Regions from separate parts of the Homo sapiens genome. Here region 1 is linked to region 2. A link is a loop called in an ENCODE intact Hi-C map of the cell type or tissue named here. Cell type or tissue: dorsolateral prefrontal cortex. All regions are shown on one strand. Links, peaks and the distances in the headings refer to the core of each region. The heading gives the core; the rest is flanking DNA.

The links. Peaks named below come from ENCODE experiments on the same cell type or tissue, not always from the same donor. Only the 100,000 strongest peaks of a DNase experiment are listed, where the experiment ranks them.
Region 1: a loop joins it to region 2, with 4 times the contacts of the local background. A loop is called at or near these places in 15 of 110 quality-filtered maps.

Annotation. Positions count from the first base shown.
Region 1 is chr3:10,768,802-10,776,188 of GRCh38, reverse strand. No RefSeq gene overlaps it. Among named protein-coding and RNA genes, the nearest start is that of LINC00606, 8.3 kb to the right of the region's middle. RefSeq lists enhancers at 3,214-3,713, 3,714-4,215. In dorsolateral prefrontal cortex, for the core only: CTCF peaks have their summits at 3,067 and 3,274 (motif pointing left); a DNase peak (open chromatin) is centred at 3,268.
Region 2 is chr3:11,056,086-11,063,472 of GRCh38, reverse strand. LOC101927467 (a long non-coding RNA gene) reads right to left here and starts at 1,208. Exons shown (of 3, transcript NR_188517.1): 1 at 929-1,208. In dorsolateral prefrontal cortex, for the core only: CTCF peaks have their summits at 2,576 (motif pointing left), 3,556 and 3,762 (motif pointing right); DNase peaks (open chromatin) are centred at 2,502 and 3,782; H3K4me3 peaks cover 1,428 bases; H3K27ac peaks cover 558 bases.

The sequences.
Region 1 (7,387 bases), core at 1,223-6,222, 290 kb after region 2:
AGGGGGAACATTCTGCAATGGGTTTGTTATGTCAGCCAGAGACATAGGCTTCAGAGTGGTGGCAGGCAGGCCACAGACCTGGCATCCCAATTAGGTCACATCTGCTGCTTGCTGGACTTCAAGTGTCATTGCAGCCTGCATTCTCCTGCCACACCCAGAACATCAGGCACCCTCTCTATGGATGCCTGCCGCAGCCAACCCCAGGAGCGGTGTTCCCACTGTCCCTGGCTGACCATCCATGGGACCCTGCCTATTGCCAGCTTAGTCTGTGCATTCTCCACTTCTGTCTGATCCCAGCTTCTTGCTTAAGTAAATGAGCAAATGCCTGGAGCACATTCGGGAGTGTCTGTGCATAGTAGGCACCTCGTGAGTTTCTATTCGTTTTATTACACCACAACCGTCCGTCTTCCTTAATCAACGACACTCAAGTGCCTACTCTGCGTCAGGTGCTTTCTATGGCTTCTCCCATTTAATCCCCCTCTACCCTAGAAGGTAGATTCAACAACCATAGTTCCTATTTTACAGATAAGGAAGTTGCTGCTCAAGAAGTGAGGTTCCTTGGTCAAGGTCAGGGAACGGAACGTGTGAGTAATGAGCCAAGGATTCAACCCCAATAGTGTCTGGTGCAAAGCTCAGGCTTTCTCCAACTTGAACATTGAACCTTCAACCCCAATCGGGACGTTCTTCCCCACTCAGCCCTCTACAGCCAGGCCAAGGGGCTTCGGTACTGACTGCTGGTGTGAGCCCGCATCTCCTGTCCACGGAACACTTACCCTACACTCACCAGGCACTTCTGAGTATCCCTGTGTTGTTCTAGTAGGACAAAGTCACCGACCCATGCCCAGTATCCTTCCTCACCCCTCCAAACTCTCCACCTCTCTCTGGACACAAATCTGGGAGCCCAAGAATTGGCTGAAAGGTGCTGCTGTTCCCACCAGCCACCTGCCTCCTGTATTTCTGGCAGGGAAATTATACTTCATTACCTTAAAATGTATTTAATAGGGCATTCATTCCTGAATCTTCCACGGAAACTTTTGAAACAGGAGAGAAAATACCTCAAAGGTGTGATTTAAAGGGCCTTCTCTATGGATCTGGCCTGGCCACATGGGGGGCCCTGCTTACTTCAGAAGGAGCCCCCAGCCACCCGGCTTCCCTGCTCGCATGGGTACCTGCTCGACCGCCCTGATGTGCAGCATGGAGAATTGCTGTGTGCTCTCGAGTGAGGCAGCCTGGATGTACACTTAGTAAGTACAGAGAGGGGAGGGAGAGAAAATGGACACGTTCTGCTGGTGGGGAGTCCCTGGAAGCATGGCTGTGGCTCCTGGGTCATCCTCCCCCTGCCTTCGTTCCTGCCTCAGGAGGATACACTTACTTCCCTTCTTTCCCATTCATGGGTCATACCCGGCCATTCACTGCCTGAACATGCACCCCAATCTCTAAGCCAACCCAGGAAATATGCCAGCAGCCTTGGCATCAATATCCAGCCATGCCTGGCAATTCTGAGCCCCAGGAAAGTAACACCCAGTGGGCAGGTGCTGCTGACCCCCCACTTTCCCTCTACATGCTGGCGGGTTTACTATGGAGAACTGGTGGGTAAAGCCCCTGCTGGGATGGCTTTGAGGGATGTTCTACGGTGTCTTTCAGAGGTCCACAACAAGACTAAGCTCCACCTACCCACAGGGTCACGTGCTCCATAACAGCCTTCTTGCCCCTGCCTCCTTCTCCCCAGCCCTAGTCAACTGGTATTTCCTAGGGTCGACTGCCAAATAAACTGTTCATGCTTGACCGCTTGTCTCAAGTGTATTTCAGAGAGCACCAAACCAGGACAGCTGCACACATCATTCCCAGAATCTCGCGGCTGCCCCCAGCTCAGGGATAAGCGCCCCCAAGGACTCTCCCTTGCTGATCAGCCACATGGTTCAGCCCCAGGAGCTGGGCTTCCCTCTCTCCCTACACTTCCTTTCCAACTTGCATCTCAGGCCACCTTCAGGACTGAGGCCTGACTCCCAGCTGGAGTCTTGCCCACTGAGGTCTTAAATACAGCCCATCATCTGGGTCCCACTCTTCTCTCCATCTGTCCCAGTGGCAGCCATTCCCAGCATCAACTAAGGCCCTTGAATCTGTTTGGGCCATGAGACTGGTACAGATGCAACCTGAGAATCAGGTCCTCACTCTTCCCCTCCTATCGGTTGAAGAACCTGACCTCAGACAGGCAGAAAGAGATGAAATGCCCTGGGCTGAGGCAGTTGTGTTTGGTGGAAAGATATCAACAGTAGGAGGCAGACCGCTGTGTGCTCCTATCTCAGCACTGCCATTTGCAAGCTGCTCTGCCTTGGGTGAGTTAATTTCTCTGAGATTCAGCATCTTAACACTTAAATGATACGTGGCGGAGATGGCTAACTGTCCCCCATGGTTCGTCCCCCCTCTTCCATAGCACAAAATGAGATGGGGGCTGCCTGGGCAGGGACTACATTTCTGGGCATTCCTTACACTGAACCGACTGCTATTTATCATTTAGTTGTCACCAACAAAATGAGTGGAAGGGAGGCCTATCACTTCCAGACCAGTGTGGTTGAGATGCCAACTTATCTTCTTCACCATCTCTCCCAGCTTCCTCCCACATTCAGGGGACTCCAGAGTTCTAAGCCTGGGTCCCTGAATCACCACATGGAGGAGAGCTGCCTGTTAACCAGAAGCACCAGCATTGTATTATTTGAGCAAAAAATATTCATTAAGCTACTGAATTGTGGAGGTTTATTTGTTATAGCAGCTGGCATTAGCCTAGCCAATATATAATCATATCTCCATGTTGTGAAGAGCTAAAGGGATCATACAGATAGCAGCTACATGTAATGAGCACTTACTGTGTGCCAGACTCTGTTCTTCACATGCATGGTCTGTCTCACTTAATCCTCAAAGCAACGACATTATCCATATTTTATAGCTGGGGAAACTCAAGCACAGAGATGTGAAATTATATACCCAAGATCACACAGCTAGGAAGTACTAGATCTGACAATAAATCTGTGTTCTTAACCACTAAGTTGAACTGTTTCCCAAATGCAGTGTTAAATAGCATTTAATACAGTGTCCGGCACAGAGTGAGTGTTCCCCAAATGGGCACAGTCACTGTTAATTAGGCTGAGCAAATGCATACCCCAGGAGCGTCTCCTCCTCGAGGCGCTGACATGGGTGTCCTTGCAGCTTATCCTGTTGCCTGATGCTCCACTGCCCCATCTGCTGGTGCCTAACTAACATCAGCTCCCCTCCGTCTCTATCTCAGTGCCCTTACTGGTCGGCAGACCCCTGCTCAGCCACCGTGCACAGGCATATTCCTTTCTTCGACATTCCCCTGGGCCAGGCAAAGTGGGGAAATCTGTTCAGGGTCTCCTGATGCCTGTTGGAGTCTTTGTCTAAATGGGGCTGAGGCTCTCACTCTGGGCAGATGAATGACACAAGGGCGCCCTCTCTGGTGGGTGCAACCCTGGGGTTCCAGCCTCACCTGAGTGCCCTCAGTTCAGGACACAGCCCGCCCACCTGAACCCTGACCAGTCACGGCTTCCAGATGCCCTGAGTCACTCCTCAACAGGAACCCCTCCTGTTGGGGAGCCTGAAATGAAACCCAAGATTTTCTGAGGCTGAAACATCCCTCACAGCCCTTCCCTGCAGCTGACAGCCCCACGGGGGAGTCAGCGAGCTGTCCCCTGCTCCCCTGGCAGAGGCCTCTGCGAGGTCCCCTGGACAGCTTCTGGCCTTGGCTTCAGCCCAGCCTCCCCCAGGGCTATTTCTGGCCAGGCGGGTAATAGATTTCTGCCTCCTTTTTGAGGGCCTTTTGTGTGCCCTCAAACCTGGGGCCAAATGCTTCCCCTCCAAAAGAAAAAAAATAATAACAGCCGTGCTTCCAGCCCCTGCACTAGGAGACTTGTGGGGCCAGACGACCCCGGAGTGAGCTGGCTGAGGTTTCATTTCTGGTAACTGCCCACCCCTCTTCCCTGAGCCTGGCTTCACAAAGCTCGCTTGTGGGACACCAGTGAAGCATCTAATGTGTGGGATATATGGAGGCAGGGGCGCCTGCCCTGCATTTCCTGGCATATGATTTATGAGGTGGGGCTGGGCTTGCTTCCCTCCCTCCCCAGCCCGACCCTGCCCAGTCGGGGAGATACAGAGGCTGGAATTCTCCCCGGTGGGGGTCCAGGATCGGGCACCCTGCCACACTGCTCCAGGAATCTGCTGTGTCTCCTGCCTGCCTGTTAGAGGCTAAAGGAAGCCATGATTTCCACATTATACATAAGGAAACTGAGGCACAGTTAGGCAGCTAGACTTGGGTCCCAAATGGGGGAGCTTGGGCCAGCAGAAATTGCCTTCTCTGGAGGCCAGCATTTTTCATACCTGTACTCATTGGAATCTTCTGGGAGGTGTTTAAAAATGCTGATTTCCAGCAAGAATTCTCAAGAGACTGACTCAGCCATGTTCGGTACACACTGTCATAGAGGGTGCACTTTAATAGGCATCAGACAACTCCTCAGGGATGATGTTGAAACCTGCAGAAGTCCCAAACCTGGCCTGAGCCTGCACCACATCCTGAATCTACAGGGGATGGGCCTGGGCATTTTGCTTTTAACAAAGCCTGAAAACTCCTGAATATGAAAGCCGAAAGGGACTGTGACATTGAAGAGTCCAGATTTCCTGTTTTCTGGATAAGAAGACTGAAGCTGGGAGTGAGAGGAGGTCTTGGCCAAGGTCACACATCAGGGTGGTTGGGCCTTTCCTTGAGGACAGGAGAAGAGAGAGGTGTGGGCTCTCCAGGAACCTGGAGGAGGTGAGAGGGAAAAAGGAAGAGCTTCACCAACCTGAATGCAGATAGACTTGAACATCCCTACCTCTGGGAGGCTGGAGTTGACGCCTGATCCCAGGCATCTGTCCCTCCGTCACTCAGGGTCAGAAAACCCCTCCCCACTTTCTGCAGTAGGACAGAAGTTCCTCCCTCTAGTTAGTGTCAGGGCTTAGTGTCAGCATCTGTAAGTTTGTCTTGAAGGCTGTGTCAGGCCCCTTAACAGATATCAGGTCCCTGCTCTCCAGGAAAAAGTCACAGCCATCCTCGAACTGCCCAAACATGGACCCAGTCAGCCTTTCCCCATGACCCACCCCCAGAACCCTGGGGCCCCTGGGGCACCCAGTCCCCAGGCCTGGGTGCAGGCTGCTAGGGCAGCATGTGGATGTATGCTTGCCTGAATTAAAAGGAAATAGATGGATGGAAGGGAAATTGTGTACAATTAATAAACGATGGTGCTTGGTTTGGATTTTCCATTGCTTTCAACTTTCAGAACATTGCTCCCATGAGAACGGACAGCTGTGACCCGAAAGAGGAAGGCCGGACATGCAGCCAGATGCCCGGGGGCTCGCCTCCCAGCCTGGCAAGTGGCTGGGTGTCTCGTGAGTGCTGCCATCCCTCTCTGAGTCTCCGCTTCCTTAGCTGTAAAGTGCAGGCTGCCAACTCTCCTTCACCCAGTCTCCGTCACAGCTTCCTGGGAGCCTGATTTGGGATGACGCAGGCGGAAGTTCCCAGCATGCATAGGTGCTGGATAGACAATTGTCCCCTAGAAGGGGACACACAAACAATTCTCAGAGGGAGCCCTCTGGCTTGTCCACGTGGAGATTCTGCACACCAAACACATTTTACAAACAGCACGTGTTAGCTAGCAGACATGGCTGTTCTCTCACTGTTGAGGAAAGGGGTGGAAATGTAGTCAGGTAAATATTTTTCAGGAAAGATCTTTCTCTCAGTACTTTTTCTGCCCCCAGATGTGTGAAAATTGAGAGAATGAATATAGAATTATCTTCTTGAGAGATTCTCCACACCGATCTTTACTGAAATTTAACAGACATATAGGAAAATGCACAATCCTAAGTGATAGCTCAGTAGGTTTCACGAACTAATCATTAGACATCCATGAAACTTGCGCCCAGGTCAAAAAGCTTCTAGCACCAGCATCTTAGAGTCTCTGTTGACCCAAAGTCCCCCCCAAGTCATGAGGCCCCCGCCCACAGCAACCATAACCACTATCCTGAGTTCTACCAGTCTGCTCTTTAACTGTATATGAATAAGTCCTACAGCATGTAGTGTTTGTTTGCTGTCTGGCTTCTTTACTTTGATGTTATGTTAGTGGTTTTAATTTGCCTTTCCCTGATTGGTAATGAGGTTGAACCTCCTTACATATACTTATTGGCCATTTTGTGAAGTACCTGTTCGAATCTTTTACCTAGATGTCTATTGGGATATCTGTCTTTTTATTGATTTGCAGGAGCTCTTTATTTATGATGGACACTGTTTAGGTATTTAGGTCCTTTATGAAGACTCCCTACCTCTTACTCAGACAGTTCATCCTGAAGACTTCAGGAGTTCTGGTCCCAATGGAAACCCATTGAATACAATCATTCAAGAGATTCCTCTCTAGCTCTCAATAGCAGCTTGATGCTGCCTTCTTCTTCAGAGTGCATTGTGGCTCTGCAGCACATAAAGAAGCTGGAGAATTTTGTCTCTGGGCTCTTCTTGCCTCTACCTCCCCCGTGCCTCTTTTTCACTTTTTGGTAACCTACCAGCTAGGTTCTGTTTCCATGGGCCTTGCTCTCAGCTGGCAAAAAAACAAATCACTTTTAAGGTGTATGGCAACCAGGTAGCTCCATGTCTTTTGGTTTCTGCATGGATGGGAGTGTAAGGAGGGTGGGAGTGGGACCTCAAGGAGTAGCTGGCACCCTCCTACTGCCTGTCACTGCACCTGGGACTCCCCCACTAAAGCTTTAATCCTCAATGACAGCAGCTATTTACAACATGGGGGAAGTATTTCCATATTTCAGCTGCAGGCTCAGGTGTCCTAGTGTGTACCCGCTGAATCCCAGTTTGCCTGTTGCTGAGCCCTGACCAGGTCTGTGGTGTTGGGCTGATTTTCGTCTTAGCCTCATCCCTGCCTGGGCCCAGAAGGAACAGCATGTGCTGCTGCCTCTGGCTCACTTGCATCCCATAATACCACGCTTTTGATCCTCAAACCTTATGCCAATCACACATTCCTATTCACAAGTCAGCAGCTCACTTTTGGCCTCCATTGGGCAAAACGCCGTCACAGAGCTTTACGGGAAACTTCAAGGGATAAGGCAGCAATGTGGGATCACAGGCACCACGGTAGATAGGCTGAGTGAGGGAGATGTTTTTCAGCAGGGGTCAGATTTAGGGAATCCAGCTGACTTCGGTGAACCAGCGGGAGGCCGAGCTCCATGCTGTTCCTGGACATCTCTTCTAGAGCTGGATATACATTACTCTCTGTTGCCTAATTGTCCCCAGAGCAGGAAACCAAAAGGTCTTGTGGAAGTTATTGCCTTGACATTTTGACTG
Region 2 (7,387 bases), core at 1,081-6,080:
GACAGACCGAGACTCTAGCTAAAAAAAATAAAAAAATAAAAAAGTAAAATTGATCCGGGAATGGAGGCTTATCGTGGAAATCATAGCACTAGCAGGGTGCTGTCCGTCACTAATCTGATGTCCCCTCTCCCTTGACATGGGGCATGGCCTGCCTCAAACTCTGGCCCATGAAAAATGAGAGGCAGTGACGAATGTCACTTTCATTCAGAAGCATTTACTTGCTGCTGCTCCACTTTTCACCACTCTCATTCCCTAGCTGGGACGCTGATGCCTTCTAAGAAAACAGCCTAATAAAATCATTTGGGTCTCTAAGTGAAGGGCCCCGCCCACCCAGGCCAATCCCTCTTGATAGATAATGTGAGCACGAAATCAACTTGTGTTGCTTAAACCACTGAGATGTGGGGTTATTATGCCACTGGCTTCCCATCCCCTTCAGAGTCCAAGTCCAATTCCTCCCACCATGACCTCCACAGCCCTGCACCACCCACCCCTGCTGTGACCTCCCTCCCTCCACACTCATCTGGCTCAGGGCGCTCCAGGCCCACTGACCCCCTTGGCTCCCTTCTGCCTGGGTGCCTTTCCCTGTGCATCCGTGCATCCCTTCACCTCCCTTGCTCCAGGGTCGCTCTTCAGCAGGTCTTCCTTGGCGCCTGACCGTCTACACGTCTAACCTGTGACCACACACTTCCCCTCTGCCTTCTCCATCTCATTATTTGCTCCACATCCCATTCCCTAGCATAACGCACACTTGGTTCCTCTAGGTTATTGTTTGTCTCCCCTCCCCAAGAACGGAGCCTCCCTGAGGGGAGGGCAGCGGGGTTTGTAGGCTTTATTTCCTGCTGAGTCCCCCGGCCTGGCACCCAGGAAGTTCTCAAGGAAGCACTGCTGAAGGTGCATCCGGAATTGGTGGGTTCTTGCTCTCACTTACTTCAAGAATGAAGTCTGGGACTCTCTCAGTCAGTGTTACAGTTCCTAAAGGCGGTGTGTCCAGAGTTTGTTCTTTCTGATGTTCGGATGTGTTCAGAGTTTCTTCCTTCTGGTGGGTTCGTGGTCTCAGTGGCTTCAGGAGCTAAGCTGCAGACCTTCACAGTGAATGTTACAGCTCATAAAGGCAGTGTGGACCCAAACAATGAACAGCAGCAAGATTTACTGCAAACAGCAAAAGAGGAAATACCCCACAGACTGGAAGGGGACCCGAGCAGGTTACCACTGGTGGCTTGGGCAGCCTGCTTTTATTCTCTTATCTGGCCCCACCCACATCCTGCTGATTGGTCCATTTTACAGAGAGCCGATTGGTCTGTTTTACAGAGAGCTGATTGGTCTGTTTTGACAGGGTGCTGATTGGTGCGTTTACAATCCCTGAGCTAGACACAAAAGTTCTCCAAGTCCCCACTAGATTAGCTAGATACAGAGTGCCTATTGGTGTATTCACAATCCCTTAGCTAGACATAAAGGTTCTCCAAGTCCCCACCAGATCAGCTAGACAGAGCACTGATTGGTGCATTTACAAACCTTGAGCTAGACACAGGGTGCTGATTGGTGCATTTACAACCCCTGAGCTAGATACAGAGTGCTGATTGGTGTATTTACAATACCTTAGCTAGACATAAAGGTTCTCCAAGTCCCCACTAGACTTAAGAGCCCAGCTGGCTTCATCCAGTAGATCCCGCACAGGGGCTGCAGGTGGAGCTGCCTGCCAGTCCCGAGCCTTGCGCCCGCACTCCTCAGCCCTTGGGCGGTGGATGGGACTGGGTGCCGTGGAGCAGGGGGCGGCGCTCGTCAGAGAGGCTCGGGCTGCACAGAAGCCGATGGCGTTGGGGGAGGCTCAGGCATGGTGGGCTGCAGGTCCCGAGCCCTGCCCCGTGGGGAGGCACCTAAGGCCCAGCGAGAAATCGAGTACAGCGCCAGTGGGCGGGCACTGCTGGGGGACCCGGCGCACCCTCCGCAGCTGCTGGCCCGGGTGCTAAGCCCCTCACTGCCCGAGGCCGGCCGGCCGCTCTGAGTGTGGGGCCCGCGGAGCCCACGCCCACCTGGAACTCACGCTGGCCCACAAGTGCCGCGCTCAGCCCCGGTTCCCGCCCGCGCTGCTCTCTCCACACCTCCCTGCAAGCTGAGGGAGCCGGCTCCGGCCTCGGCCAGCCCAGAAAGGGGCTCTCACAGTGCAGCGGCGGGCTGAAGGGCTCCTCAAGCACAGCCAGAGTGGGCAACGAGGCCGAGGAGGCTCCGAGAGCAAGCAAGGGCTGCCAGCACGCTGTCACCTCTCAAAGGGATGAAGGTGTGGGCTCATGCCGTTTTCCCGCAGCCTGGAGGAAGGGGTGGACAACCCGGTTGCATTCAGAGGGGGAAGCTCACAGTGGGCGGAAGTCCCATAACTGGAAGTGACCTGCAGGGCTGAGCCGCTAAAGCTGGCCTGCCCGACTGACAGCAGCACATCTCTGCCCGAAGCCTCCGGCCGAGCCTCGCTTCAGGTACCTACTGCCCGCGCCCCGCTCTCCAGCCTGGCACAGACTCAACTGGCAGGCTGGTTCTGCTGGGGCGCCCGAGTCGGGCCGCGGCGCCACCTGCTGGACACACGATCCATCTGCGCCTCCAGAAGCCGGCGGCCTGTGGGAAAGGAAGACCCCGCTCCTACCCTGGGACTCAGCTTTGAGGCCCTCAGAGGGTTGAAGTGCGTGCCTCAGGGTGTGAGCCAAGAGACAACACCGTTCCCTGGTGTGGTCACGGCGTGGTTAGGAGCTCCAGGGCTGGGCTCTGACAGACCTGGCTTCAGTTCCTGCCTGGACCACTTCCTAGATGTGTGACCCTTGGGGAGCACTCGAGCCTCCCATGCCTCATCTGTGAAACTGAAATGACGCCCATCAGAAGGAGCTCTCCCACCTTCCTCCAAGCCATTCTCCATCCTTTCGCTTTGCCTTTTTTTTCTTTTATAGCACGTACCACCGTCTGATATTTTAATATCCCTTGTTTACTATCTCGCCCACAAAATGTCAGCTGTAGCGTGGTAGCAACTTAGCTCACTGCTGTATCCCAAAAGCCGCAAGCAGGGCCTGCCAGGGTTGGGGCTTCATAAAAACACTTCTCAGTTGAAACACACTTTGCACAATGACTAGCACATACTAAGTATTCCATAAATGGTATTATTATCTTCATTATGCATTCATCAATTCACTTATGCATTTATTCATTTCTTCTTAGCTGATTCACTCACATATAGTTATTTAAAAAATGGAGGTAAAAGATATGTAACATAGGATTTACCATTTAACTATTTTTAGGTGCGCAGCTTGCTGGCACTGAGTCCGCTCACATTGCTGTGCAGAGTCACCACCATCCATCTCCAGAACTCTTCCCATCTTTCCCAGCTGAAACTGCACCCATGAAACCCTCACTCCTTGTTCCCCTCACCCAGCCCCTGGAAACCAGCATTCTACTTTCTGTCTCTATGAATTAGACTGCTCTAGGGATCTCATGTAAGTAGAATCATAGAGTATTTGTCCTTTTATCACAAGTATTTTGGAGCCCCTACTACATACAGTAAGGAGTAGTTCTTGTAGCACCAAGGTGAGGATTAACTGAGATCAATGCAGGTAAAGCACCTAGCACAGGGCAAGTCACAGATGGAGAGCCCAGATTAAATTAGGGCCCCATCCCCTGCACCTTCCTCCCTGAGCTGTGAGGTGAGGTCGTGCTTTTGCCCTGGCAGGGAATTCTCACCCTTGATTTCCCTCTGTGGCTGCTATACTCTATGTAGACACCAGATGGCCGACTTGTACCACGGAGATGTCTTTGGCTGCTGCCTGCAGAGGGGAGCATAGAGAGATGCCGGGAAAGAGGGAGCCTGTCTGGGGCTCGGAGGCAGCAGGAAATGATTAAGAAAAAGGGTGCTGTGGATGAGACACAGGGGCCTAAATCCCCTAGGGTTTGAATCATATGTCGATAGCAGGGATCCTGCAGAGAGGAGGAAGAGGAGAGAAGGGACAGGATGTTGCAGCGGAAAGAGCACAGGGGCTGTTGCTGTATACTTGGGGAACACACTCAACCCAGCTTGGCCACCTTTCTGCTAATGCGTCTTCTGATAGCCGCTCTGTAGAGTTGTTTGGGACATTAAGTGAAGAGGTTTGCTGAGGCTCCTGGCACACGGCAAGGCTCTGTGGGGACTGATGCATGGCAAAGAGAGGCTCCTTCTGGGACCACGACACAGCCAGGAGGTGGGGGAATCTTTATCCCTCCTCACGCCACTCAGTGAAGGCCACTCCATCTCCTACTTACTAAGTTTCCACTGAGTGCCAGACCCTAAGCCAGGTGGTAGGCAACCAGGGACCTTAGCATGCCTCCAGTCCCTGTCCAGCCTGCTAGTGAGTGGCACAGGAGAGCCTGCGTCGCTGGGGTCCTCCCCCACCTGCTTGTCAGCCCCTGCTGCTTCCAGGAGCGCTTTGGTCTCCTAAGCAGGAGTGGCCAGGCAGGGGGTGTCATATGCCCACTTTACAGATTCCTCTCCGCCCTCAGAAACTAGTTTTTATTGCCCACAAAAAGCCTTATTTAAGAAACTAGACACAAAAGGTCACAAATTGCATGACTGCGTTCTTTGAAATGTCCGGAAAAGACAAATTCAGAGACAGACGGTAGATTAGTGGTTTCCAGGGGCTGAGGGAGGGGACGATGGGAAGAAACTGCTTAATGGGGTTATCTTCTGTGAATGATGAAAATGTTTTGGAACTAGATAGAGGTGGTGATTGTACAACATTGTGAATGTACTGGATTGTTCACTTTAAAATGTTAGCTTTTTTTTTTTGGGAGACAGATTCTCACTCTGTCGCCCAGGCTGGAGTGCAGTGGCCGGATCTCAGCTCACTGCAACCTCCAGCTTCTGGGTTCACGCGATTCTCCTGCCTCAGTCTCCCCTAGGATTACAGGTGCATGCTGCCACACCCACCTAATTTTTGTATTTTTAGTAGAGACAGGGTTTCACCATGTTGGCCAAGCTGGTCTTGAACTCCCGACTTCAAGTGATCTGCCCACCTTGGCCTCCCAAAGTGCTGGGATTACAGGCGTGAACCACTGCGCCTGGCTACGTTATGTAAATTTGACCTTAATTTTTAAAAAGGTGATTTAAAAATATGTTACTGCTATTGTGACCATTAAAGTTAAGGGCTGGGAGAGGTATAAGGACCTTCCAAACCTTGAAATCCAAAGACTGGAGCTTTTCTCTCTCTAACGATTGAGGAAGGACTGTATCCATCCATCTGTCTGTCTGTCTGTGCATCCATCCGGCCTTCTCATCATTCATCTATCCATCCATTCACCTACTCACCCATCCATTCTTCCGCCATTTATTTTATTATCTGTTTTCTTATTATTCATCCACCAATGTATCATTCCCTCTGTTTCCTCGCTTACCCATCTGTCCATGCACGCACCCACCTACCTGCCTATACTCCCATTCGTCCAACCACCCATCCATCCATCCACCCACCCACCCACTCACCTACCTGCCATGCTCCCGTTCATCCATCCATTTATCCATCTACCCATCCATCCATCCACCTATCCATCCACCCATCCATTCATCCATCCACCCATCCATTCACCAACCCACCCACCTACCTGCCATGCTTCCATCTTTCCATCCATCCGTTCATCCACCCACCCACCCATCCATTCACCAAACACTCACCCACCTACTTGCCATGCTTCCATCCTTCCATCCATCTACCCACCCACCCATCCCTTCACCAAACACTCACCCACCTACTTGCCATGCTTCCATCCTTCCATCCATCTACCCACCCACCCATCGATTCACCAACTCACCCACCTACCTACCATGCCTCCATCCATCCATCCCATTCACCATCCACTCACCCATTCATCCACCTACCCATCCATTCATCCATCCATCCACCAACCCACCCACCTACCTGCCATGGTCTCATCCATCCATCCATCCACCCAGCAGACCCTTTAGCCCCTTCTCTGTCTCAAGCATCATAATTTCAATAATAAGCAACTCAAAATCAGTCCTTATCCTCAAGGGGTTCCCTGTGTCCAGTGGAAGAGACACACTCTTAAATAATTACAATGGACTATGGTAAATGCTCCCTGAGAGAAGCTTGGGAGATTGTGGGAACACGAAGCAGGGCAGCTGACCCAGCTGGGTCAGGGGAGTATGGAAAGGGCTTCCTCAGGGAAGCAATGTGTTAAGTGCAGCCTTGAAGAATAAACAGGAGAAAACCCAGAAGATGTGTTTTGATTGGGGGTGGTGGTGGCCAGAAGGGGAGAAAGGTGCTTCTTGCAGAGGGATCTATAAGATCAAATGCCCCAGTGCGGTGCAAGAACATGGCACAAAGAAATGTCCAGTGTGGTAGGAGTTTAGCATTTGAGAGGGGAGAGTGCAGTGGCCAAAGGATGGAAGAGGGACTCACAGGCAACCTCAGAACAGGTGGATGGGGCTTCACGGGTCAAGGCAAAGAGCTTGGGTGGTGGGGAGCCATGGGAAGGTTTTAGGCCAGAAAACAACCTGATAAGATCTGCATTTTAGACTAATCCCTCTGCTGCAGTGTAGAGGCTGGACTGGAGGGGGCGGGCCGGAAGGTGGAAGATAGGGAGGAGCCAGGTGAAGAAGAAGAGGCATTGGGTACAAGTGTGTTACTGGGAGTATCCTCAGGACCCAGATGGTCCAGTGACAGGTGTCCTCACTGGACCCTTCCCATTCCAGCGACCCTGAGCAGCACCCCTTCCAGCTGCCAGCGACGCCCTTGCTGGGATCCGAAGCCAGAGTTCATCACTTTGAGTTACATGCTGGTTGGGGCTTTGGGGCTCTGCCTCTGGCTGCGCCCTGGGCTCTGGGCTGCTGCAAGGGAAGGGAGCAGAGGAGGAAAGGCAGCCTGTTCAGGGGCAGGGGTCTGGAACCCACAGGGGACAGGCCCTTCCCCTGTGCTCCTCCTCCCTCTCCCCTCCCACAACCCCTCCTGCAGACCATTGCTCACCTCCTCTTACTCCATTACTTCCCTCAGAAGGGACTTGACTATGAGTCTCATTTCACAGACGAGGAAGGAGGGAAAAGTGTCTTGCTCCAAGGCACACACCCAGAAAGCAGCAGAACCAAGGCTTGAGCTCAAGCTGGCCTGATCCCAGAGCCCCTGCCCATTCAACTCTGCCAACCACTCCCTTAATATTCGCCATCTTGTAAAAATTTGCTACAGAATACCATCCATGCCTACATCTATACGTCCACAACGAGGAGCAGAATATTAAATAAAATGATAGCCAAGCACGTGGGCTATGGAGCCACAGGGCCTGGGTTGGAATACTGGCTTTTCTCCTTAGTAAAAGGTGTGTGACTTTGGGCAAATTTCTTAGCCTCTCTGTGCCTATTTTTGCATGTACT